Linked DNA regions of Mus musculus: region 1 is linked to region 2. A link is a loop called in an ENCODE intact Hi-C map of the cell type or tissue named here. Cell type or tissue: left cerebral cortex. All regions are shown on one strand. Each heading gives the region's core, and the rest is flanking DNA. Links, peaks and the distances in the headings are about the cores only. Region 1 holds the start of Gm24608 (a small nucleolar RNA gene). Region 2 overlaps Ash1l (ASH1 like histone lysine methyltransferase).

What was found. Peaks named below come from ENCODE experiments on the same cell type or tissue, not always from the same donor. Only the 100,000 strongest peaks of a DNase experiment are listed, where the experiment ranks them.
Region 1: a loop joins it to region 2, with 4 times the contacts of the local background. A loop is called at or near these places in 4 of 42 quality-filtered maps.

The regions. Positions count from the first base shown.
Region 1 is chr3:90,007,773-90,019,722 of GRCm38, reverse strand. Ubap2l (ubiquitin-associated protein 2-like) reads left to right here. Exons shown (of 28, transcript NM_001165984.1): 16 at 382-571; 17 at 1,255-1,309; 18 at 2,434-2,608; 19 at 2,952-3,024; 20 at 4,226-4,421; 21 at 4,505-4,593; 22 at 6,984-7,037; 23 at 9,209-9,290; 24 at 10,396-10,613; 25 at 11,362-11,467. Gm24608 (a small nucleolar RNA gene) reads left to right here and starts at 8,993; the gene lies at 8,993-9,128. Mir7669 (microRNA 7669) reads left to right here and starts at 8,513; the gene lies at 8,513-8,570. In left cerebral cortex, for the core only: a CTCF peak has its summit at 6,775; a DNase peak (open chromatin) is centred at 9,415.
Region 2 is chr3:89,052,827-89,064,776 of GRCm38, reverse strand. It overlaps Ash1l (ASH1 like histone lysine methyltransferase), which reads right to left. Exons shown (of 27, transcript NM_138679.5): 13 at 11,870-11,950; 14 at 11,606-11,700; 15 at 10,260-10,414; 16 at 6,137-6,289; 17 at 1,072-1,126; 18 at 859-991. Among named protein-coding and RNA genes, the nearest start is that of Gm24403, 9.7 kb to the right of the region's middle. In left cerebral cortex, for the core only: a CTCF peak has its summit at 5,800 (motif pointing left); DNase peaks (open chromatin) are centred at 5,777 and 6,206; H3K27ac peaks cover 316 bases.

The sequences.
Region 1 (11,950 bases), core at 1,877-9,876, 950 kb before region 2:
TGTTTTGTTTTTTGATTTTTCAAGACAGACTTTCACTGTGTAGCCCTGACTGTCCTAAACCTCATTCTGTAGGCCTCCATTCAGGCATCTGCCTGCCTCCCAAGTGCTGGAATGAAAGGTGTGCACCACCACTGCCAAGAGTTTCTTTGAAGCATAATTCAAAAAATGTTTTCCCCACTCTGGGAAATTCTACCAGTGATGAAACTGATCAATAGATGATTTTTCTTGTGCCAGGGTTTCATGGTGTGATGTGGAGGGGTGCATTGAGTTCTTTACTCTCCCAAGTGCCTGATTTTTAAACATTTCTCCTTGTTAATTAATTGACAGTATTTTATTCCAATAGACGATCATCATTTCCTAAGACATTTTTCTTTTCCACAGTGAGTCTTCATCTACAGTTTCATCTAATCAGAGTCAGGAGTCTGGTTATCAGAGTGGCCCGATTCAGTCGACAACTTATACCTCCCAAAATAATGCTCAGGGCCCTCTATATGAACAGAGATCCACACAGACGCGGCGGTATCCCAGCTCCATCTCTTCATCACCCCAAAAGGACCTGACTCAGGCTAAGGTAGTAGTTTAATGATTCCCTGGGCCTTGGTTAGCAAAGTAGTGGGTAAAAGTCCCTCTAATATAGTTTCACTTTTCTGGAAATGGTGCTACAGTCTTGGAGGTGCCAACTGAGATGCTGACAAAAGCACATTTCTGTGATTGGTAAACTAAACATTATTTTCAGCAAATGTGGAGGACCCTCAAGATTCAGAACATTTCTCTTTGCAATAAAGATTTGTTGGTTATGGCAAAAACTGTCTCAAATACCTGTCCTTTCCTCATAGAAGATCAGATTGCTAACCTTCGGGGTGCATATATATTAGTAAATCTACGTTACTCTGGTAAAAGGGATAACATATACCTAAGATGGTCTGAAGTACCTGTCTAGCAGGATGGGTCCTAAGAATTGTTTTATTTTAAACTATTTGGTGGGGGTAGTGGCTGTGTGCATATGAGTGCTGGTACCCTAAGAAGCCAGAGACATCAGAATCCCTGGAGTGGAGTTACAGGTGGTTGTGAGCTGTCTAATATATGCGATAGGAATTGAACTCAGGTGCTCTTTGTGTGTAATCCATGCTTTTAACTGTTGAGCCATCTTTCCAGGTTCCCTAAAATATATTTGACCAAAATTAAATTAAGTGACTGATAACATCTCTCTTACAAGCTTGTCTGTTCTTGCTTTTTTTTTTTTCTCCTCTCCAGAATGGTTTTAGCTCTGTGCAGGCCACGCAGTTACAGACCACGCAATCTGTTGAAGGTAAGCATTTTCCAGGCTTTTTCTTCTTGGTTTTAGTGGCTTTCCTCAACATTGATGTAGAGTTGTTCGTTTTTTTGGAAGGTAGGAAGGACCCTGTTGTGTAGACCAAGCTGGCCTCAAATTCACAAGAGATTTGCCCACTTCTGCCTCCCAAGTGTTGAAATTAAAGACATGTGCCACTGTGCTCAGCTGTGTGTGTGTGTACACAGTAGTCAGCTTTTAACTTCTCTATCTTCTGAGGTCTTTTTGTTTTGCTTTGTTTTATGTGTATGGGCATTGGCCTGTGTGAGTGTCTATGTACCAAGTATGTGCCCAGGGTCAGATACCCTGAAACTGGTTGCAGATACCATGTGGATTGTTGGAAATCTGGGTCCTCTGGAAGAATTGAGTGCTCTTAACTGCTGAGCCATCTGTCTAGGCCCATATCTTTTTTTTTTTTTTAAACATATTTTTAAGTGTGTTGGTGTTTTTCCTGAATTTATATCTATATGAACGTGCCAGGTCTTCTGGGAACTGGAGATACACACATCCCATGCAGGTGCTGGGAATCAAACCCAGATCCTCTGGTAGAAAGCCTTTGCTCTTAATTGCGCTAAGCAATCTCTCCAGCCATATTTTGTTTTTTGAAACACATGTTCATGCTGTAGCCATAGCTCCTCTGAAAATCGTAGTGATTTTTCTGTGTAAGCTTCCCATGAGCTAGATTATGGGCATGAACTACCATACATAAGTTCTCTATTTCAGTTAGATTGTTAAAATTTAGGTTTATCCTTTTTTTTTTTTTTTTTTTTTTTTTTTTTTGGTATTGTGTGTACAAGCATGTGTGTGCCACAGCACTCATGGATGTCAGAGAAAACTTTCAGGAGTCTATTGTCATTCTCCACTTGGATTTTGGTATCAGACTCAAGTCATCAAGTGGTTTGTGTGGTGTTAGGAATGGAACCCAGGGCCTGATATAAGCAGTCTACCTTGAGTTGTCTCTGCAGTCCAAAAAGAGTTATGCTTAACATAATGACTAATTCCCACTTTTCTTTTTTCTTTTCAAGTAGTTGAGGATTGTAGTTTTTCTTTACTCATAGATACTCCTTGTTTTCTGATGAAGGGAAATGTTTTCCTATTTCCAGGTGCTACAGGCTCTGCAGTGAAATCTGAATCACCTTCCACTTCTAGTATACCCTCTCTCAATGAAACAGTACCTGCAGCTTCCTTACTGACGACAGCCAATCAGCATTCATCCTCCTTAAGTGGCTTGAGCCATACGGAGGAGATTCCAAATACCACCACCACACAACATAGCAGGTAATTTGGGGTGAGAATTTAGTTGGGTTTGTGTGTTTCGGTAACAGAGCCCATCTGGTCTGGTCTTCATTACTCTACCTGTTAGAGACTACATTAGCCCTGCTTTTGTGAGAAGTGACAATGACAAAGGAGACTTAATTTGCTTTTAGAATCTGCTCTTGCTTTGATTGTTCACAACCCTAAAAACTAGCCATTATATATGTCGGCATGATCTCAGAAATCTTGTTCCTCTTTTCTGCTTTGGTTTTTGTTTTGTTTTGTGGTAATTGCTCATTGGAGTTCCAGGTCAGATAAAACCGTAACATTGTGATAGTGGCTGATGGCAACCTTTTCTCCTTCATAGTGCATTATCTACACAGCAGAATACCCTTTCTTCATCAACATCTTCTGGGCGTACTTCAACATCCACTCTTTTGGTATGTATGACGCTTGAGAGGAAGTGGTTTTAATTTTCTAACCATAAGATTCTCCCATATAATATAATTTTTTGTTTGTTTGTTTTGGTTGGTTGGTTGGTCGGCTTTTCCTCTTTCTTGAGTCAGGACCTTGCTATGTAGCTCTCAAACTCTATGTGGACTAACTTTAAATTCCCCTTGCCTCTGCCTCTCTAGTGTTGGGATTACAGGTATGTATTTGGCATACCTAGCTCACCCAGTAGGATGTTCTTGAAATTTTCTTTGACTCAACTGAGTTTGTAGGAAAAAGAGTAAAGGGATATTGGAAAGTCAAAAGAGTCCAGAAGTTGTACTTAATGGAGCATAATTAAAAGTGTTTTTCCTTTTCACAGAAAATAGGCAAGGACTTCATGTTCTCTGTTAAATGCAGAACAGCATACACTTTTTGTTTTTGTTTTTTAATGGAGGTCCCAATATTTTGGATGCAGAAGCAGGCAGATCTCTTGTAGCCTGGTCTACAGAGTGAGTGCCAGGACTGCACAGAGAAATCCTATCTCAAAACAAACAAACAAAAAAAAACAAACAAAAAAAAAAGAAGATATTATAGCTCAGTCATGGAGTTCATCACTAACAGACATAAGGCCCTGGATTAATTCCTACAAAAAATTGTGTCTTTAACTGGTATAAGTATGTCTGTTCTTAGCCTGGGAAATGCTTAAATATAAGTCTTTAAAATGGTATGAAGCAGGGCGTCTTTATGAAAATGGTGTCCAGATGAATTACTTTATGGTTGCCAGGGTTACTTAGGGAAAGGTGTTAAGTTTATAGAAGCCTAGGAAAAGCTTTCCTAAACTATGAAATTTTAGTTTTAAAGTCAAAGCTGGTACTTTCTTCCAGCTTATATTTTAGTTTTGTAAGTTGAACTAGTGAAGCAAGGTGTAGAAAAGAAGGCTGTGATACACTTTTTAGTTCTGTGCTTTTCCCCCTCACTAATCGATGTCATTGGTCCCTATGGAATTTGTCCCCAGCCACTTTGCTGTTCTCTGAACAAAAAAACGATGATGATGGCCAATGGGCAATTGCGAGGAACATGTAGCTAGAAATCCTGATACCCTGGGTTGGCTTTTTTAAATTTCAGATTTGATGAGGTCATACATTGCTTATCTTCTCTAACCTGTTGCTAATCGTTGTTTTCTTTATCTTCTACTGTTTCCCTTTGAAGCATACAAGTGTGGAGAGTGAGGCAAATCTACATTCTTCCTCCAGCACCTTCTCTACCACATCCAGCACTGTCTCTGCACCTCCCCCAGTGGTCAGTGTCTCCTCCAGTCTGAATAGTGGCAGTAGTCTGGGCCTTAGCCTGGGCAGCAACTCTACTGTCACAGCCTCAACTCGAAGCTCAGTTGCTACAACTTCAGGTAGCTTTGCCTAGGAGGGTGACATTCCTCTAGGATGGAGAAGATAGTAAATTGTATGACAGCATAAAAATGTTTTCTTTCAGGAAAAGCTCCTCCCAACCTTCCTCCTGGAGTCCCGCCATTGTTGCCTAATCCATATATTATGGCTCCGGGGCTGTTACATGCCTATCCGGTAAGTGGGACTGAAGGATCTTCTCCACAAAGTGAGGATGGTGTGACTCTTCTCTGTAGTTCTGGATTCAGATGGAAAACAATAATTAAAGCAGAATAAATGAATGGTACCCACATTTGGGCAAATGGTTTTTTAAATTTGTGTGTGTGTGTGTACCTATTATGTGCTAAGATCAGAGGAAACTGGAGTTTCCATTTCACCTTTATTCAGGTTCCAGTTTGGCTTGCTTTGTTTGGTGGCAAGTTGCTTACCTACTAAGCTATATCACTAGCCAAAAAATAGCAGGGTTTGTGTATTTGTTTGCTTTTATGTATCTGGGGGTTTTGTTTACATGTATGTTACATACACCATAGTGTGCCTGGTGCCTGTGGAGGCCAGCATTGGATCCCCTAAAACTCAAGTTACATACAATTGTATAAGACATGTGGGTGCTGGGAATCAAATCTGGGTTCTGTGGAAAAGCAGCCAGTGCTCTTGGGATAACTGTCCAGATTCCACCCTTCAAAATGCAATCGTTTTGTAGAGCAAGGAATAAACTTAGTCAGGGCCCTTTGCTGAGTATTTATTCTTTGTGAATTATGATCTGGACCTTGAGCATCAAAGGCCAGTGTGTAGTTTCTTGGTGGTTTTCTATATTGCTATTGCTTCTCTACCTCTTTAGACCTATGTTTTTTTGGTGGGTTTTTTTTTTTTTTTTTGGCCTTTTAAGAACTCGATTCTAGAATTACCTTAACTGCCACCTTTAAGTATTCAGTATCCACTAAAATGAAAAATATTTATAAAAATTCTATTAAAAAACACCCATTTTTGCTGGGTGTATTGTCAAATGCCCTTAATCCTGGCACTTAGAAGCCAGAGGCAGCAACAGTCATGCCTCTGTGAAGTTTGAGCCCAGTCTGGTCTACATAGAAAACTCCAGGACAGCCAGAGCTACATCTGAAGATAGAAAAATAAATTTTAAAAATCTTTTTTCAGTTTCTTTGGCCAGGTGACATTGTGTTTAATCCCAGCACTTTGGAGGCAGAGGCAATTCAATTTTTAGAGTTCAAAGCCAACCTGGTCACCCAACTGTATTCTAGGCCAGCTAGCACTACACAGTGAGTGCTATCTCAAAACAAAATTAAAAAGTCACTTATTTTTACCCTATGGAAGAAGTTTAGATAATAGAAGAAATATGTAAATTGCACCTATTTTTCCCCCCTCAAGACAGGGTTTCTCTGTGTACCCCTGGCTGTCCTGGAACTCACTCTGTAGACCAGACTGGCCTCAAACTCAGAAATCTGCCTGCCTCTGCCTCCCAAGTGCTGGGATTAAACACAGTGTCACCAATGCCCAGCCTAAATTGCACTCTTAACTTTGACCTAGAACTTTCAAAGATCTGTTTCTTGTCTCCTGAGAGTTGGGCTTAAGGGCATAGGCCTCTGGGGCCTGCCTTTGTTTTCTTTTATTTTAATAACTTTTATTAATTGGCAATTTCTTACATGTCTACAATATTTTGATCATAACCACCTCTCTATTCTCATTTTCCTCATTCCTTCTTGAACTTCCCAACTTCCCTTCCTACTTATCTCTCTCTTTTTTTTTTTAACATGTAGGGATGTTCTGCCTGTGTTATGAATGTGCACCATGTGAGGGTAGACAGGTATGGAGGTCAGAAGGGAGCATTGAATTGAGAACTAGAATTACTCATGGCAATGAGTTGTCTTATGGCCCTAGCAACTGAGCTACATTCTTTTCAAGAACAAGTGCTCTCAATCACTGAGCCATCTCTCTAACCTCACATTACATACTTTTCTAAAAAAATGTATTTCCATGTTTATGAGTGCTTTGTACTCATGTGTGTACTTGATTCCCTTGGAAGGTAGAAAAAGAACATTGGGTTCCCTCGAACTGGAGTTACAGATGGGTATACACCACCTTGTAGATGCTGCGAATCAAACCTACTTCCTCTAGAAGAACAGCCAGTGCTCATAACTGTTGATCCATCTCTCTAGCCCCCACATTGAATACTTTTTAACAGTAACTCTTTGCACCTAGAAATATGGGAAAATGAGGATAAAATATGAATCCTTCACATTTCAACCCAAGTTTTAAAGACTGCAAGAGACGGTGACTGCTAAATAAAAATTAAAGCCTGCTGTTCATGTACTACCCATTCTCCCCTACAGGTGCCCTGATGCCAGCCCCTGTCTTTATATAGTATGTAGCTTCAGGAAAGCTTTAAGACCTTTCATGAAACATTTAATTTCTTTGTACTTTACTTTCCACTTAAAGAAAACAGAAGGAAATAATCTGCTTTGTTCTGACAATGAGGATATATGTTCTTTATCTTGCCTTTTGCTGCCATCATGACTAGTTCCCATTAATGTTGTTAAATGTCTGTCTTGCAGCCACAAGTATATGGTTATGATGATTTACAGATGCTCCAGACAAGATTTCCATTGGTAAGTATGTGGGATAGAAATTTGGAAAAAAACCATTAAATTGAGGGATTGGGGTAGGTGCATTAAGGCAGGGTTTTACTGTGTATGTAACCTTGGATGTCTTTGAACTCACTCTATAGATCAGACAGGCCTCAAACTCACAGAAATACCCCTGCCTCTGCCTCTGCCTCCGGATTAATGCCTCAGTTGCTGGGATTAATGGCATGCCCACCACCTCGAGGCAAAATCATTAAAGTTATTGTTGAAATCAGTTGTATAGTGGCTCATGCCTGTAATCCTAGTGTGTGAGAAGTGGAGACAGGAAGACCAAGAGTTCAAAACATGTGTCAGTTATATAGTGAGTTAAAGACCAGCTTGAGCTATACAGTACCTCCTTTCTTTCAGGGGGACAAAAACAAAACTGATGGAAGGATTCTCAGATGTTCGATTATTGTCACAAACAGCTGTTTCTCAGTCTGCCCCCCACATATACTTTATTATATATGCATACATATACACACACACAGGCAATTTAATCAGGTTAACAAAACACATGTGACATAACACCTCAAATGGACTAATAATAAAACTGTTAACAAGCTTCCTATCAACATCAATTTCCTGCTCTGTTTTGTTATTATTGTTAGAGACCCTTATGGTTGAACCTAGAACTTAATGCATGCTAGGTAGATACTTCACTGCTGAGCTGTATTCTTAACCTTTCTTTTGATTAGTTGGAGAGGTATCTTACCACGTTTTCCAGGCTAGCCTCCTGGACCTCATATTCTCCTGCCTCAATTTCCTAAGTATCTGGGACTATACACATTTATAATGATAATGTGTTATAGCATAGATATATACCCAACCTCTGTTTTTTTTTTTTTTTTTTTTCTAATTTTTTTCTGTCTCACCTCTTCTTATCTTATTTACTGATAAGTTCCCCTGAATCCCCAAAATTTTGTGCTTTCAACCTTTACTCTTAGTAAGGCAAATTTGACAGTATTACAGGAGTAATTTGAATTAATGGAAGCTCTAGTCAGCTTATTCAGATGATTAGGATATTTTTAATGTCTTAAGGTTTTTTTATTTGGTTGTTTGGTTTTAGACACGGGGTTCCTGTGTGTTTCTGTCTTGCTGTCCTTGAATTCAATTTGTGGACCATGCTGGCCTCAAACTGATAGAGATCTTGCCTATGCCTCCTGAGTACTGGAATTAAAGGAATGGGTCACAATACCCAGTCAGTCTTAAGACTTGTGTAGTGCCTCTTGCATTTTAGGCAAATGCTATACTTCAGAGCTTTTGGTTTCATTAAATTGCTCAGGCTGGTGCTGAACTCACTTTTTATCTTAGGATAGCCTAAAACTTGGTAGTAGTTAGATTTACAAGCCTTCCTCAACAGGACCAGATTATGTTGTACTGATACAGAATCTCACTAGACTGTATCTGGCCTTGGTAGTTGTCCTGCTTCAGAATCTTAAAATGCTGGGATTATGGGGAGTACCACCATACACAGCTTTTGTTGTTGTAAGACGAGCTGGGTGTGGTGGCACATGCTTTTAATCCCACCACTCAGTCTACATAGCCATACTGTGTAGCTACCTTGGCTGGCCTAGAATTGCTTTGTAGACTATCCTGGTCTCAAACTCTAAAGATCCATCTGCCTCTGCCTCCCACACAGTACATATGACTGCGGATGCCAGAGGACACTATTAAGTGTGTCTTGTTTTATCACTTTGCCCACCTACCCACATATCCTACTTGCTACTGGTACAAGACATGCCCATGGTCATACCCACCTCTTTACATGGATGCTGGAGATCAAAGTAGTAAACACTCTTACCTACTGAGTCAATCTCCACTCTCAGCTTCTGAAGCACTTCAGGAAAAAGAAGAACCTGTGTTCTCAAAAATTAGCTGGGAAGATCTGTATAATATTAAACCTTGTTGGTCCTACTAGACCTTAATGTGTACCCAATGAGCATATCCGTAGACCTTGTCTTATTCTACTCGTGGCAGGCTGGGGGGAACAGTGTATGCCAGATTAATTGAAGTTCATATGAGTTGTAAGCTTTTAAATCAGTAACTGGATAATTTGCAATACTCCCAACAGTCTCATGCTTCTATTCATCTTTGTGGTTTTTACGATAAAGAATGAGTGGAATTTAATCTATGCTCTTTTGTTTTGGTTCTAGGATTACTACAGTATCCCGTTTCCCACACCCACCACTCCACTTACTGGGAGGGATGGTAGCCTGGCCAGCAACCCTTACTCTGGTAGGATTGGGATAGAGCTGAATACAGGGAGGTGAATTAGAATTGGAGGTAGAAGCAAGAAGGTTCCATAATTAAGATTTTTGGCAGATTTGTGAATTTTCTTCCTCCCTACCCCTTGTTGTCATGGATATGATGAGTCAAGGCTGGGAGTTTCATAATTCTATTATGAATATGTTCCTGTGACATCATTTTTCTTTTAAAAATTTTGTTTTATGTATATGAATACACTGTCTCTGTCTTCAGACAAACCAGAAGAGGGCATGAGATCCCCATTACAGATGGTTGTGAGATGTTGCTGGGAATTAAACTCGGGACCTCTGGAAGAGCAGTCAGTACTCTTAACCACTGAGCCATCTCTTCAGCTCCCTGTGACATATTTTTTTTTTTATAATTTATTAATTATATGTAAGTACACTGTAGCTGTCTTCAGACACTCCAGAAGAGGAGTCAGATCTCGTTATGGATGGTTGTGAGTCACCATGTGGTTGCTGGGATTTGAACTCAGGACCTTCAGAAGAGCAGTCGGTGCTCTTACCTGCTGAGCCATCTCACCAGCCCCCTGTGACATCTTTTTATATTATCATTTTCTGTTGACTTATTTCTCGGCATTATGGTTCTGGATATTGAATGCAGGTTTTTACAATGCTAAGTATAAGCTCTAGTACTGAACTATACTCCCAACTTTAATGGGTGTTTTTGGTTTTTAGCTAGTCCATCTTTTCGCTAGAAATATAATTGGTTGTTTTGGTTTTGGCTTTTGTTTTTTTGGTTTTTCAAGACAGGGTTTCTCTGTATAGCCCTGGCTATCCTAGAACTGACTCTGTTGTAGACCTGGAACTCAGAGATTCAATTGCCTCTGTCTCCTGAATACTGGGTTTAAAGGTGTGTAAAGTCACCTCTACCTGGCTGATTTTTGTTTGTTTTTACATGACTGACCAATCATTATCTTTTCAATTTCCCTCAACTATTGTTATCCTTCAAGCTTTGGAGAAACAAGGGTGCATTGGAGATGATAGAAAACAAGATGGCAAATGAACATTGGGAGGTATCATTCTGGAAGCCTCTTTGCACATTATAGAGTGTACAGCTGCCCTTCTTTTCATAGGCGACCTCACCAAATTCGGCCGCGGGGATGCCTCCTCCCCAGCCCCAGCCACAACCTTGGCCCAACCCCAACAGAACCAGACGCAGACTCACCACACCACGCAGCAGACATTCCTGAACCCGGCGCTGCCTCCTGGCTATAGTTACACCAGCCTGCCATACTACACAGGGGTCCCGGGCCTCCCCAGCACCTTCCAGTATGGGCCTGCTGTGTTCCCTGTGAGTAACTGAGTGGTTGTGGTCTCCTTGTAAGGGATCCAGTCCTGAGCACCATCCTAGATGCTTTCACAGCTACATGACTCCTTAGAAATACATGAGGATAACTTGTACCTTTGGCCCATTTCTGGCCTGGGAATAAAGGGTATGAAATTTTTAATTAGAACAAGAATTGCCTGATAGTAGAATTATCCAAAAGAGGACTATGATACTGTGTGTCTTTGCTGCCCCTCCTTTCCCTGTAACCATTGTCTCTATCTCTAAACCACTCTACCTTTTGATTTCTTGGGTCAATTCTAAACATTAGTGTATCAGTTACTTTTTTGTTAATTTATAATACCATGATTAAGAGCAACTCACAGTAGAAAGTTGATGTTTGGCTTACAGTTTGAAGGAGAGAGTCCATAATGGTGAGGTCCCAGGAGCAGGAAGTAGAGATCAAGAATGCAGGGCAGGGCACAAACCCTCAAATCCTATCCCAGTGATGTACTTCCTCCAGCAAGGCTCCACCTCCTAGAGATTCCGTAATCTCAACGAACGAGGGGCCAGATGTTAAAATATATGAGCATATGTGGGGTGGTGAGAATTTTCTCATTTAACCATCAGGAAGGATCCCATTTCACTGTTCAGTCTTTGACTGGCCTATGTTATGATAAGTATCTACCTAAATGTCTAATCTTTGGTGTAGGACAAGTGAGACAGATGTTATCTGTTGCTGGGTCATTCCTTTTCTGTCCTTCTTGCTCTTCAGGTGGCTCCTACCTCTTCCAAGCAGCATGGTGTGAATGTCAGTGTGAATGCCTCGGCTACCCCTTTCCAACAGCCAAGTGGATATGGGTCTCATGGATACAACACTGGTAAGTTACCTTTGACCCTTGCTTAGTGGTCTGTGTGGTATATTAGTAGATGGAGAAAGTCCCACTCAAAAGTGGGTCAGTAAGGATATGCTAACTCTTGACATATAATTACCATTGTTTGGCTGAGTTAGGTGTCTAAGACAATACCAGTGAAGATTTATGCTAGGACTTGTATCCACTATTCACAGTGGGAATGATCAAAAGACTAGTGTTGGCTGATCTGAGTTTGAGAAATAAAAAAGCAAGGACCCCAGGTTTCTTTGAAATGACATTGAGGGAAAATGATAGTATCCATGGCACTGAGAGTTAAAGAGTTCTGAAGAGAAGAGATAGATACGTTTCTAACACTGTGCACAATATGTTTGGCATAAATGTGTTTGTATCACTAATTTTGTTACATGACTTCCCCTTTTTAATTCTCTAGAAGACCTACAATGTGGAGAAAAACAAGTAGACATGATTGACTACTCATTAGAGTGAGAC
Region 2 (11,950 bases), core at 1,311-9,310:
TTTGATTATATACACTGATAGAAAAAATAAAATTACTGTCAGGCTGATGAGATGGCTCACCAAGTAAAGGTACTTGCTGCTAATTCTGACAACCTGACTTTGACCCTAGGGACCCATAAGCCAGGAGGACAGAACTTAGGCCTTCACATGCATGTTATGACATGTATATATATATATATACATACAACATTGCTACGGATGTGCTCTAATTTAGCTTTGAATTAATCCAGCCCCCAAAATCGGGAATCTGTGTGTCTAAACACCAAAGGTCCTTGTCTCCAATTGGTTTATCATCAATCAATAAAGAGCCAATGGCCAATGGTTGGGCAGGTAGACTGAGGCAGGACCTTTGGATTTGTGTGGCCTAGGAACTAGAAGTGAGGAAGGTCAATTGCTATGACTGGGGGAGAAGGAGGAGCTGCAGGAGCCAACCAGCCATGTGAGAATTCTGGTAAGTAGTCACTGGCCACTTCTGTGACTGGGCCTAAGGTAGCAGGGGAAGGTTCAGGAGTCTCAGAAATACCGGAGGGGAGCATTTGCATTTGCTGGCCGAAGGTTTAAGAGTGCCCAGCATTTGAGGTAGTCACAGTAAGTCAAATTTAATTGATGTGTGGTTGTGTGTGTGTGTGCGTGTGTGTGTTTCATTCTCGAATCCAGAGGGCTCTGGCAGGTGGCTGGGAGTGTGACCCGCTGGGAGCACAAAGTGGTGTAGCTAAACTCAACACTACACAACGTACACAATTAAACCAAATAAACAAATGTAGTAATGAAAAGAAAATTACTGCCTTTCCCAAGAGTAGATAAAATAAATCTCATCCGAGCAGATTTCTTACATTTGTATATTAAGTGAGTAAATACCTCAGCATTCCGAAAGACCTTAAGCATGTCAGCATCGAAAGCCTCCACTGTTTTGTAATACCCAATGAGGATCTGCTTCTCTATGGTGCTGAGATCCAGGGGGTCAGAGATCTTCTCATAATAGTCAGCATTTCTGGAACACAGAGCAAGCCGTTAGTTGGTGCACTGGCTTCTTTTCTGAGCTCTACAAGGCTGTCAGAAAAGTACACGTACTTTTTCTTTGGGGGAAGATTCAAAAGTGGAGCTGCAAGGGTTTGCTGGGAAGAATCTGCAGAAGAACACAAGGTTTAGTACACGTGTTTAAAAGACAAGGGGGAACCTCAGTCTCAATGTCTGTCTGTCTGTCTCTCTCCCTCTCTCTCTCTCTTGCTATCACTTGAGATGGAGGGTGTGCTCTGTAGTTTAGCTGCTCTACAGCACATGGTGAAAAGGGTACCTGGACTTACTGTCTACCAGCACAGCTTGCTTGCATTCTTTTATTAAACTTTTATTTTTCTTGGCTAACCGTGATGGTCCCTGCCTGTAATCCCAGAACTCCAGAGGCTGACGATGTTGACAGTTTGGCTGGCTTACACTGTTTCAAAGAAGAAAAAAAAAATCCTTTTTTAAAGGGGTGCTGGGGATAGAACTGAGAGCCTGTACATGCAGTGGGCGGCTCCAGCCTATGAACACCCTCTCTTTTCTTTGTGGAGATACTAATTATTTTTATGTAAATGAGTGTTTGCCTAGCTTCATGTCCGCACATATATGCGGTGCTCCACATGTGTGATGCAATGCCATGTGGGTGCTGGGAATTGAACCTGAGTCTTGTCAAAGACAGCCAGTGTTCTGCACCATTCAGTCACCTCCCCAGCAGCACAGTGTACTTGAAAAATAACATTTTATGTGTATGGGTGTTTTAGCTGTATGTACGTTTGTGTACCACACGTGTGCATGGTGCCTCTAGAGACCAGAGAGGACCAGATAACTGAATGCCAATCACTGGCAGCTGTGAGCCATCATACAGGCTGGGGATTCAACCTGTATTCTCTATAGGAACACACAGTACTCTTAATAATACTAAGCCATTGTTCTAGATCCTAAAGGTCTTTGAACTAAAAAAACTAGAAAACTCCACACTGAAACTTGGAGTGGGGAAAAGTAACTATTCTGAGGCTTGACAGTCAAAAACCTAACCCCCAATAACAAACAATAATTTAAAAATTGAGGATTATGACGGATATAGTGCATATTTAAAATATAACACAGTGATAGTAAATAAAAATAGTTTCTCATGAAGAATGTGAGCTGTAACTATTGAAATAGCTAGGGTATTTAGGGAACATTCTTGCTTCTGCTCATATGCCTGCTAGCTTTAAAGGACTATGCAAGCAAAGAGAAATTTGAGTTTCTCATTCTTGTACTAATCCTGTTATAGGGTGACAAATCTTCTTTAATTTGTATGTACTGGTGTTTTGCTTTCATATTTATCTGTGTGAGGTTGCAGATCCCATGCAACTGGAATTACAGACAGTGCTATGTGGGTGGTGGGAATTGAACCTGGTTCCTCTGAAGAACAGACAGTGAGTGCTCTTAACCAATGAGCCATCTCTCCAGCATTTCTTTATTTTAAATATTTATTTGTTTTGATGGGCATGAAAGTGCACCACCTACGTGCACTGGGATGATAAATCTTTTTACAACAAAAAGATTTCCACATCCACAGCCTCTCATAATTGTTTGTAATTGATATTTCTGTTGGTGTGGATTTGACTGAATTCCAAATAAGAAGTAATTTAGTAAATATTTTCTAGAATTTAATTTTTTTCATTCAGTTATGTTGATACACATAGCATTCAGTGAGGGACTTTTCTCATTTGCGATCTCATTTCTGATGGTGTCCTGTGCAGTGACGGAAAGCAGTGACCTGAGAGTAGCTCCCTCCATGTGAGTCAGACCAACTGGGCGTGGGAGAAAGGGAAGCTCCACCTTCCAGAGACACACTGAGACCCTGTCACTATGCAGCCTTGGCTGGCCTGGGGAATGCTTTGACAGCAGGCTGACCTCAAACCCACAAAGGTCCACTGGCCTCTGCCTCCTAAATGCTGGGACTAAAGAACCACAATGGGCAACCCCACCCCCCCATTGTTAGTTGTTTCTGAGACAGGGCTTCTCTGTGAAGCCTGCTTTTCCTGGAACTCTTGAACTTTGTCCACCTGCTCTGTCTCCTAAGTGTGGGGATCAAAGGGGTGACAAAACTTACACCTAAAGTAACATTTTTTTTTAAAGATTTGCCATCTCTCCGTCCATTTTATTTTTTGATGTTGTAAGGACTGCTCAGGGTCTTGCCAGTGAGGCTTGCCTCCAGCTTGGCTCCCTCCTTATTATATTCTTGGGGTTAAGGAAGGAATGTAAATAAATAAAACAATTTTAAAAAAGAAAAAGAAAACTACAAAAAGCCAACAAAATATAAAAGATGAAGAGTAGACAAAATCTAACTAACCAAAGCAAATTCTCAAAACGTGGGCAATAAGTAAGACAGATAAACCAAAGTCAATCCTAAGAAGCTACAATTATGGGGCTGGAAAGATGGCTCAGTAGTTATGAGCACTGGCAGCTCCTGCAGACAACCAGGCCTCCAGTTCCAGGACATTACACACCCTCTTCCAGCCTACAGGAGCACCAGGCAAGCATGTAGTGTAGACAACCCCCACCCCCCACATAAATAAAAATTAATTTGAAAAAGCTACAAACATAACAAAATGTTTCACCCAGTTTCATAGTTTATGTCTCTTTTTAAAATTTTATTTCCTTTTATGTGTCTAGGTGTTTTGCCTCCATGTGTATCTGTGTACCACATGTGTGCTTGATGTTTCTGAAAGTTAAAGGAGGACATCAGAGTCCCTGGAAATGAAGTTACAGACAGTTGTAAACTGCTTTGTGAATGTTGGGAAATCAAACCCAGGGTCCTTATTATTTAGTAAAAACAAAACATTTATTTCGTATGCATGTATGTGTGCCAACCTATGAATGCAGTGGTGCATGCATGGTCAGGAAGAGGCAAACTCTAGTTGTCAGGCTTGGTGGCAAGCACCATTATCCACTGAGCTATTATGTAAACCCAAAAATCTTTCATTTTTAAACACACCTAATTTTCTGATCAGAAAGTTACTTATACCACTAAAATATTTAGCCCTAATTTATAGTTGCTTGTTCATTCATGACTGTGCTCAAAAGACATGTCTTGTAAAAGGAAAGGTAGGGGCTAGAGAGATGGTTCAACAGCTAAGAGCACAGGGGGTTCCAGACCATCTGGGTTCAATCCCCAGCACCCACATGGTAGCTTTAACTGTCTGCAGCTCCAGTTCCAGGGGATCTGACATCCTCACACAGACATACATGTGGGCAAAACACTAATGCATATAAAATAAAAAAAAAAATCTTAAAATAAAAAGGAAAGGTTTTTTAATTTTATTTTACATGATTTTTTTCTAAAAAATTAAAATTTATTATCATTTAATTATCTCTATCTATCTATCTATCTATCTATCTATCTATCTATCTATCTATGGATGTTTAGCCTGAATACATATTTGTGCATTTCTTAGAGCCCTGTGTTTTTCCACCCGCTGTGCACTGTCGTGTCTGTGTGAGCCTGTCAGATCCCCTGGAACTGCATGTGGGCACTGGGCACTGGAAGTGGATTCTCTGGAAGAACAGCCAGTGCGCTTAACTGCTCAGCCTTTTCTACAGCTCTTCTTTCTTGAACTGGTTTTACCAAGGGTTGTGAGGAGCCATGTGGGTGTTGGGAACCGAACCCGAGTCTCTGGAAGAGCAGCCAGTGCTCACAATCACTGAGCTATGTGTCTGCGTATGATGGCTCACATCCTCCAGAAAGTAGTTTTAGGAGACTTGATATTACTTGAGTCCACAGGCACCTGTACTCAGGTATATATACCAACATGCAGACACATATAGCTACAATGGTGGCTGGAATGATGACTTAGCTGTTAAGAGCAGCATTTGTTGCTCTTACAGAGGACTGTGGTTGGATTTCCAGCACCCATATGGCGGTTCACAATCATCATTAACTCGACTTCCAGGAGATCTAATGCCCTGTTTTAATTTTCTCAGGTACGCCTGGCAATCTATTCTTAGAACTCACAAAAAAGCAGAAGAAACAGACTTTACCAAGTCATCTCTTCATCCCTTCATGGTCCATGAAGATACACGTGCCATGTCTTGTACACAATTAACAAGATTAATGTGCCGGGAGTGGCAGCATATTAACCCTAGCACTCAGGAGGCAGAGGCAGCAGGTATCTGAGAGGTGGCTCATGGGCTTACGGTTAGGAGTGCTGGCTGCTCTGTTTTGTTTTGGAGACAGGGTCTCACTATGTAGTTCCAACTGGCCTGTACCTTTCTTTATGTGGCTCATGCTCATAACAACTCTCCTAGTGCTGGGAAAGGCATATGCTACTACACTTGTAATTTTAAAACTGTAGTATTATCTCATCCATGGAAATTACTATCCTTTAGCTAAAAAGTTACTTAAAAATATATTACTTAATTATAAATGATAAACTCAAATTGATATGTTCAAGACTAGAGGTTATTTGCTCTATAATTCTTTATCTCTGTCGACAGGTAGAATGAGGGGCAGGAAGTTGAGCAGTTAAGATAACTTGACTGAATTAAGAGAAGATTGAGTTCGGCCGGATGAGGTGGTGTACACCTTTAATCCCAGCACTCAGGAGGCAGAAGAAGGCGGATTTCTGAGTTTGAGGCCAGCCTGGTCTGCAGAGTGGGTTCCAGGACAGCCAGGGCTACACAGAGAAACCCTGTCTCGAAGAACAAAAACAAAAACAAAAAACAAAAGAGAAGACTGAGTTCAATTCCTACTACCCATGTTAGCCTGTTCACTCTGGCTCCAGGTGATCTGGTGCCCTCTTCTGACCTCCATGAGCACTGCATCCACATAGACAAACACCCTCCCTCCCAACACACAATTGTTTTAGAGAAATAGAAGAGGGGATGAAGAGACTCAACAGTTGGGAGAACTAGCTGGTCTTCCAAGACCAGCACACACAGGGCAGCTCACAAGCATCTATAAATCCAGTTTCAGGGGATCTGATGTCCTTTTCTCTCTTCTGTCGCAGGCAAACCCTCCCCACACATAAAACAAACAATAACCTAAAATTAATTTAGAGACAAATGTTGAGTCCATCTCCTAACTTTATCCTCCCACGATGCTGCTTGTTCGTGGGTTCTTGCTCTTGGGGAAGAGTGACATGCGTACCTCTGTAGGAGATGATGCCATCACAGATCTCTTTGAAGATCTGTGCTAGGCGCGCTGCCCGAGCCACTTCCAGGTTTTCCTCTGCAGCTGCCAAGCGTCTTGTTCGAACAGATCTAGCTGTCTGCAGGGCAGAGAACTGGGTCATGAAGACATCTGTAAGGAGAAGGTGAAAAGCAATTCTAGGAAATGAAGATTTTGATATATCCTTTTCTTTTCCAGTTGACTCCTGCGGTTTTTTTTTTTTTTCCTTTTTCCTTGAGGATATTAAGTAGAATTAGTGGGCAGATAGTTGCTTCTCTCCCCCTAGAGAAAATCCAGAAAACACTGTGTTTCTGTAAATGCTACACAGTGCAGTAGCTGTATATGTGCAGTTCAAAGTGAGCCTGACCCACCTCAGCCCTCCTTGCAAATACACTGTTTTTTCTTTAACAGTCACTCAGCAGTTAAGAGTGTGTACTGCTCTTGGTGAGGACTTGAGTTTCCCATATCAGGTGGGTCACAACCACCTCTAACTCCAGCTTCACGGTATGTAATGTCTTCCTTTAGATTTATACACTTAAATGTAAACATTTGTAGATGAGTTCATGAGTAAGACAGCACTCTTGCTTATGGTCTTGCACTGCTGCTAAATATATTATCAAAATGAATGTGAGCAGGATGATGGTTGGAGAGAGAGAGAGAGAGAGAGAGAGAGAGAGAGAGAGAGAGAGAGAGAAAGAGAGAGAGAGAGAGAGAGAGAGGAGAGAGAGTGTGTTAATTCATTTAAGGACAGGCCTAGCACTATATAACTTTGGCTGTGTTCTGCTTCAGTTTTCTGAATACTGGGATTATAAGAATGTGCCATCACATGAGGCTGAAATAATGCTTTTTACATTCACCTATTTAGTGTAGAAGCAAGCAATCACAGGGAATTGGTTAGTAATTTGGAACTCCTTTTGTTGCATACACACACACCGTCTTCTAAAAAGCAGTAGCCTGAGACACTTGTTTTTTTGTTTTTGTTTTCCTGGCTGTCCTGGAACTCACTCTGTAGACCAGGCTGGCCTTGAACTCAGAAATCCACCTGCCTCTGCCTCCCAAATGCTGGGATTAAAGGCATGCGACACCACTGCCCAGCTAGCTTGAGACACTTAACTGCTCATATTAACTCTTGCACACCCCTCTCTGAATAACTCAGCTAGCACCTTGTAAGGTAGGACCCCTACTGGCATAAACACCCACTCTTTGAACAATGGAATAAGTTTGTCTTTCCATTAAAAAACATCTAACTTAAATTTTTAAAAATTGTACTCCATTTATGAGTAAGCAGGCTGAGCTGGCCTAAACTAGTTTTGAATGCACGCACAGTTAATACAAAATGTATTCTTAAAGTGAATTTTTGGGGGGAAATCCCTATTTACCATATTATGCCTATGCACAATGGAAGGCGTGCAGGATTAAAATAAGATGTATTACAGGAAGGGGCATATGATAAAAAAATGGTTATATACTTTGATCTGTCTGCTAAAATATGTCCTCAAACTCTGATGCTCACAGCCAAACTCTTGTATCTCATGATATCTAAGAAGGAGGTCCACAGCTGACTGAGCACCTGAGCACGTTCTACTTGAGAAGCCTGATGGCACGCTTGATAGTAATCTCACCTATTTTATCATTTGCTTTGAGTAAGCTGCTACTTTTGAAAATCCACGTGAGCCTTTAATTCTTTGAGTAAGAAGTCAAGAATATGGCAACACCGTATGTGTATATTAGATCTTATCTGTTTGGTTTGTAACTTCAAAGAGATTCTAACTACCAAATTGCTGAAAGGATTTAAAATTCTGGGAAAATCCAATTTTCTCTGGGCTGGAGAGACTGCTAAATAGGCAAATATGCTTGGTGCAGAGACTAATGCCCTGAGTTGGAACCACAGGACCCATGCGATCGAAAGAGAACAGCCTCCTGTAAGCTGTCCTCCAGCCTCCACATTCACCCTGTGCCAAATCTCCAAGTGTCACGTCCCTCTTCTCTAAATAACAACAACATTTTACCAAAAGGCAAGCAAGTTAGCATACCTATATTCCAGCATTATGGAGGCCTGGAAGGAGGAATGAGTGTTTTAGGCCATCCTGAGCTATACAGCAAGTTCAACAATAGCTTGATATATATATGTGTGTGTGTGTGTGTGTGTATGTATATATATATATAAAAACACCCCTTTCATTAAGTCCAAAACAAGAACCAAAATACTTTATGGGGCTGGAGAGATGGTTCAGCAGTCAGGAGCACTGACTGCTCTTCCAGAGGTCCCGAGTTCAATTCCCAGCAACTACATGGTGGCTCACAACCATCTGTAATGGGATCTGATGCCTTCAGCTGCAGTGTACTCACATACATAAAATATATAAATCTTAAAAAAAAAAAAAGAAGAGGATGAGGGTTGGGGAGGATGAGTAGTTTATTCATGTGAGACAAAGGCTCAGTCTGCGGCTCAGGGTAGTTTCAAACTGCCTGTCTTATTCTCTCAGTGCTCAGATAAGTTTCATTAAGTCATTTGATTTGCCTGGCTCTTTTTTTTTTTTCTTTTTTAAACAGTGTAGTATTTCATTAGCTACCTCAGGCTAGCCTCCAATGCACTGTAAAGCCAATGGTGACTTTAGAGAGTGCCATTATGTCTAGCTTCTCTCTTTCCTCCTTTTTTTTTTTTTTTGGGGTTTTTCGAGACAGGGTTTCTCTGTATAGCCCTGGCTGTCCTGGAACTCACTCTGTAGAACAGGCTGGCCTAGAACTCAGAGATCCACCTGCCTCTGCCTCCCGAGTGCTGGGATTAAAGGCGTGCGCCACCACGCCCGGCTTTCTCTCTTTCCTTCTTATTTTACTTATTTTTTTAAATACTCATATATATCTAATTCTGTTTATTTGTGTATGCGTATCTATGCCTACATGCTGTGCCCATGAAGGGCAGGAAGAGGGTACTGGACCCCCTGGGACTGTAGTTCCAGAAGGCTGTAAGCTGCTATAGCAATGATGGGAATGGACCTTCGGTCCTCTGGAGGAACAGCCAGTGCTTTTACCACTGTCTCTCCAGCCTTCATGGATACATTTCAGTATCTTCTGGGAAGATAAGGAATAGAAGATTCAAATTTTATTCTAAATTGTGACTATTTCCTTCCTTCATACCTTTACTCATTTTATCTTTCTTATTCCTCTCTTTATTGGAATAAGACAGGATCTGTGTGGACACTCTGGGGCATGGAACTGGCCTTGAGCTCTAGGTCTTCCTGTTTCCCCTCTGAGCGCTATCATCACAGGCAGGCATTACCACAGCCTGTACTAAACACCTCATTTGGACCATTTCATGATCCAGGTTTAGTTACAACTTTAATCTGAGCACTTCTGAGACAGAGGCAAGTGGATTGTTGTTGAGTTCAAGGCTAGACCAGTCTACACCCTGAATTCCTAGAATAGCCAGGGCTAAACAGAGAATTCCTGTCTCAAAAAACAAAACAAAGTAAGACAAAACAAAACAACAACAGCCTGGTCTATACAGTGAGTACCAGAGTTACACAGTAAGACCCAGCCTCAAAGGCACACAAAGACAGACAGACAGACAGACACAGAGAGAGGGACAGATAGACAGAGAGAGACAGACAGATCATTATCTCATCTGTTCTGGATACTATCGCAAACAATGAAAGCTGTTTATTCTAACAGTCACTTAAAAAGTAATCTAGATGCTTCTATATATACAGTACTCATTTGAATATGGGAGAAAAGTATTTGAATTTATAGTTATGGTGTTTTTTTTTTCCTCCCCATAATGCATTTGGCATCATTTGATCTGGTCCACACAAATAAAAGGAGTCTTAGTCTTCACATGTGAGTGGCACACGTGCCCTGACACTTGCACACACATTAAAAAAAAACCAGGGGAGCTACAACAGGATATCATCATGCAGTCTTTCCAGTCAGGCAATGGTGGTGAAGATTTTAATCCCAGCACTTGTGAAGCAGAAGTAGGTAGGTATCTGTGAGTCCCAGGCCAGCCTGGTCTACAGAGTTCCCAGGCCAGCCAAGGCTACACAGTGAAACCCTGTCTCCTAAGACAAAACAACAACAAATATCAAGCTTCCCCCTGCTTTACCAGACTTAATGTTCCCGTCGTCCCGACAGAGGCCGTTCCAGCGGGTGTACAGCGATGCTGAGTGGATGTCACGGGTGTGCTTCACCTCCTCCTGCTTCTGATGGATCTTTTCCCAGTTTCGCACCAAGAACACATGGTGCTTTAGCACGAAGTTCCTGAAGGAAACGAGGACAGTGATCCTTACCAATCCCTAAGACTTTATTCCATGTCTACACTCCTAACTGCTGCCAAGAGGTATCGTAGGTGGGCTCAACAGTGAATAGGGCAGACAGTTGCAGAACTGGGTCATCTCAGCAGTCAGGAGGGTAACAGAGAAGGTTCAGACTTGAAAGCCTGCCTGGGCTACAGAGTGAGACTTGTAAAAGGCCAAACACCATTTTCCTATATTATCTACAAACATCTGGCAAGAAGAGCAGAGATTTATGGAATGTTTATACAAATCTAAATCTTGTAACCTAGTTGGGCATTGGTGGTGCACGCCTTTAGTCCCAGCACTCGGGAGGCAGAGGCAGGCAGATTTCTGAGTTTGAGGCCAGCCTGGTCTACAAAGTGAGATCCAGGACAGCCAGGGCTACACAGAGAAACCCTGTCTCGAAAAACAAAAAAACAAAACAAAAAAAAAATCTTGTAACCTTCTAGTCTCAGGCTTCCAAGTCCTGAGAATAAATAAGTATACCAGAACATGCAGCTATTTGTACATATTGTGTGGTTTTAAAAAATATTTATTTATTCATAAATTTATTTTGAGACACAGTCTCACTATACCTCTGACTGACCTTGGGACTTTCTATTTATACCAGGCAGGTCTGGAATTCACAGATATCTGCCAGTCTCTGGCTCCCAAGTGCCAGGACCTATTTTTATTTATTTCTTTGAGTTTTTCATCTGCATGTACATATGTGTAACACATATATGCAGTGCTCATGGAGGTCAGAAGAGGGCCTTGGAACTTTTGGAACTAGGTTAAGACAATTGTTAGTTACTGCGTGCATACTCTAACCACTGAAGAACTATCTCTGTTGCCTCTTCAATGCTTTCACTGGTTTTTTTTTTTTTTCAAGACAGGGTTTCTCTGTGTAGCCCTGGCTGTCCTGGAACTCACTTTGTAGACCAGGCTGGCCTTGAACTCGAACTCAGAAATCTGCCTGCCTCTGCCTCCTGAGTGGTGAGATTAAAGGCGTGTGCCACCATGCCCGGCCTGCTTTCACTGTTTTTTAATGAAGTATATGCACGCGCGCGTACACACACACACACACACACACACACACACACACACACACACACACACACACACACACCATGCCCGGCCTGCTTTCACTGTTTTTTAATGAAGTATTAAGTATTACCTCTCTCTGTTGGACATTGGCTTCATCTGTAACTGTGGAGTCAATCTTGTTGGGGTGTTGATGTTTTCACTGGGCTCTTCAGAGGGATGGCCTTTCTAAAAATTCATGTGGGGGGAGAACACAGGGAGAAAAAGGAGAATCTATCAGACATCATCTCTGAAGTTATAAAGGTAGGGTTAAGACAAAAGTCTGTGGTGACTCTTGTTCCAGTGTCTGAAGGGGGCTGAGAGCAGCCTTTAGGGAAGCCGTGAGGTCTTGGTTTACCCTTTTCTTCAGCTTGTGCTTGGACTTCCGCTTCTCTTTCGCCCGTGCAGACTTTCTATGCGTGCTTGAAGACTGGCTACC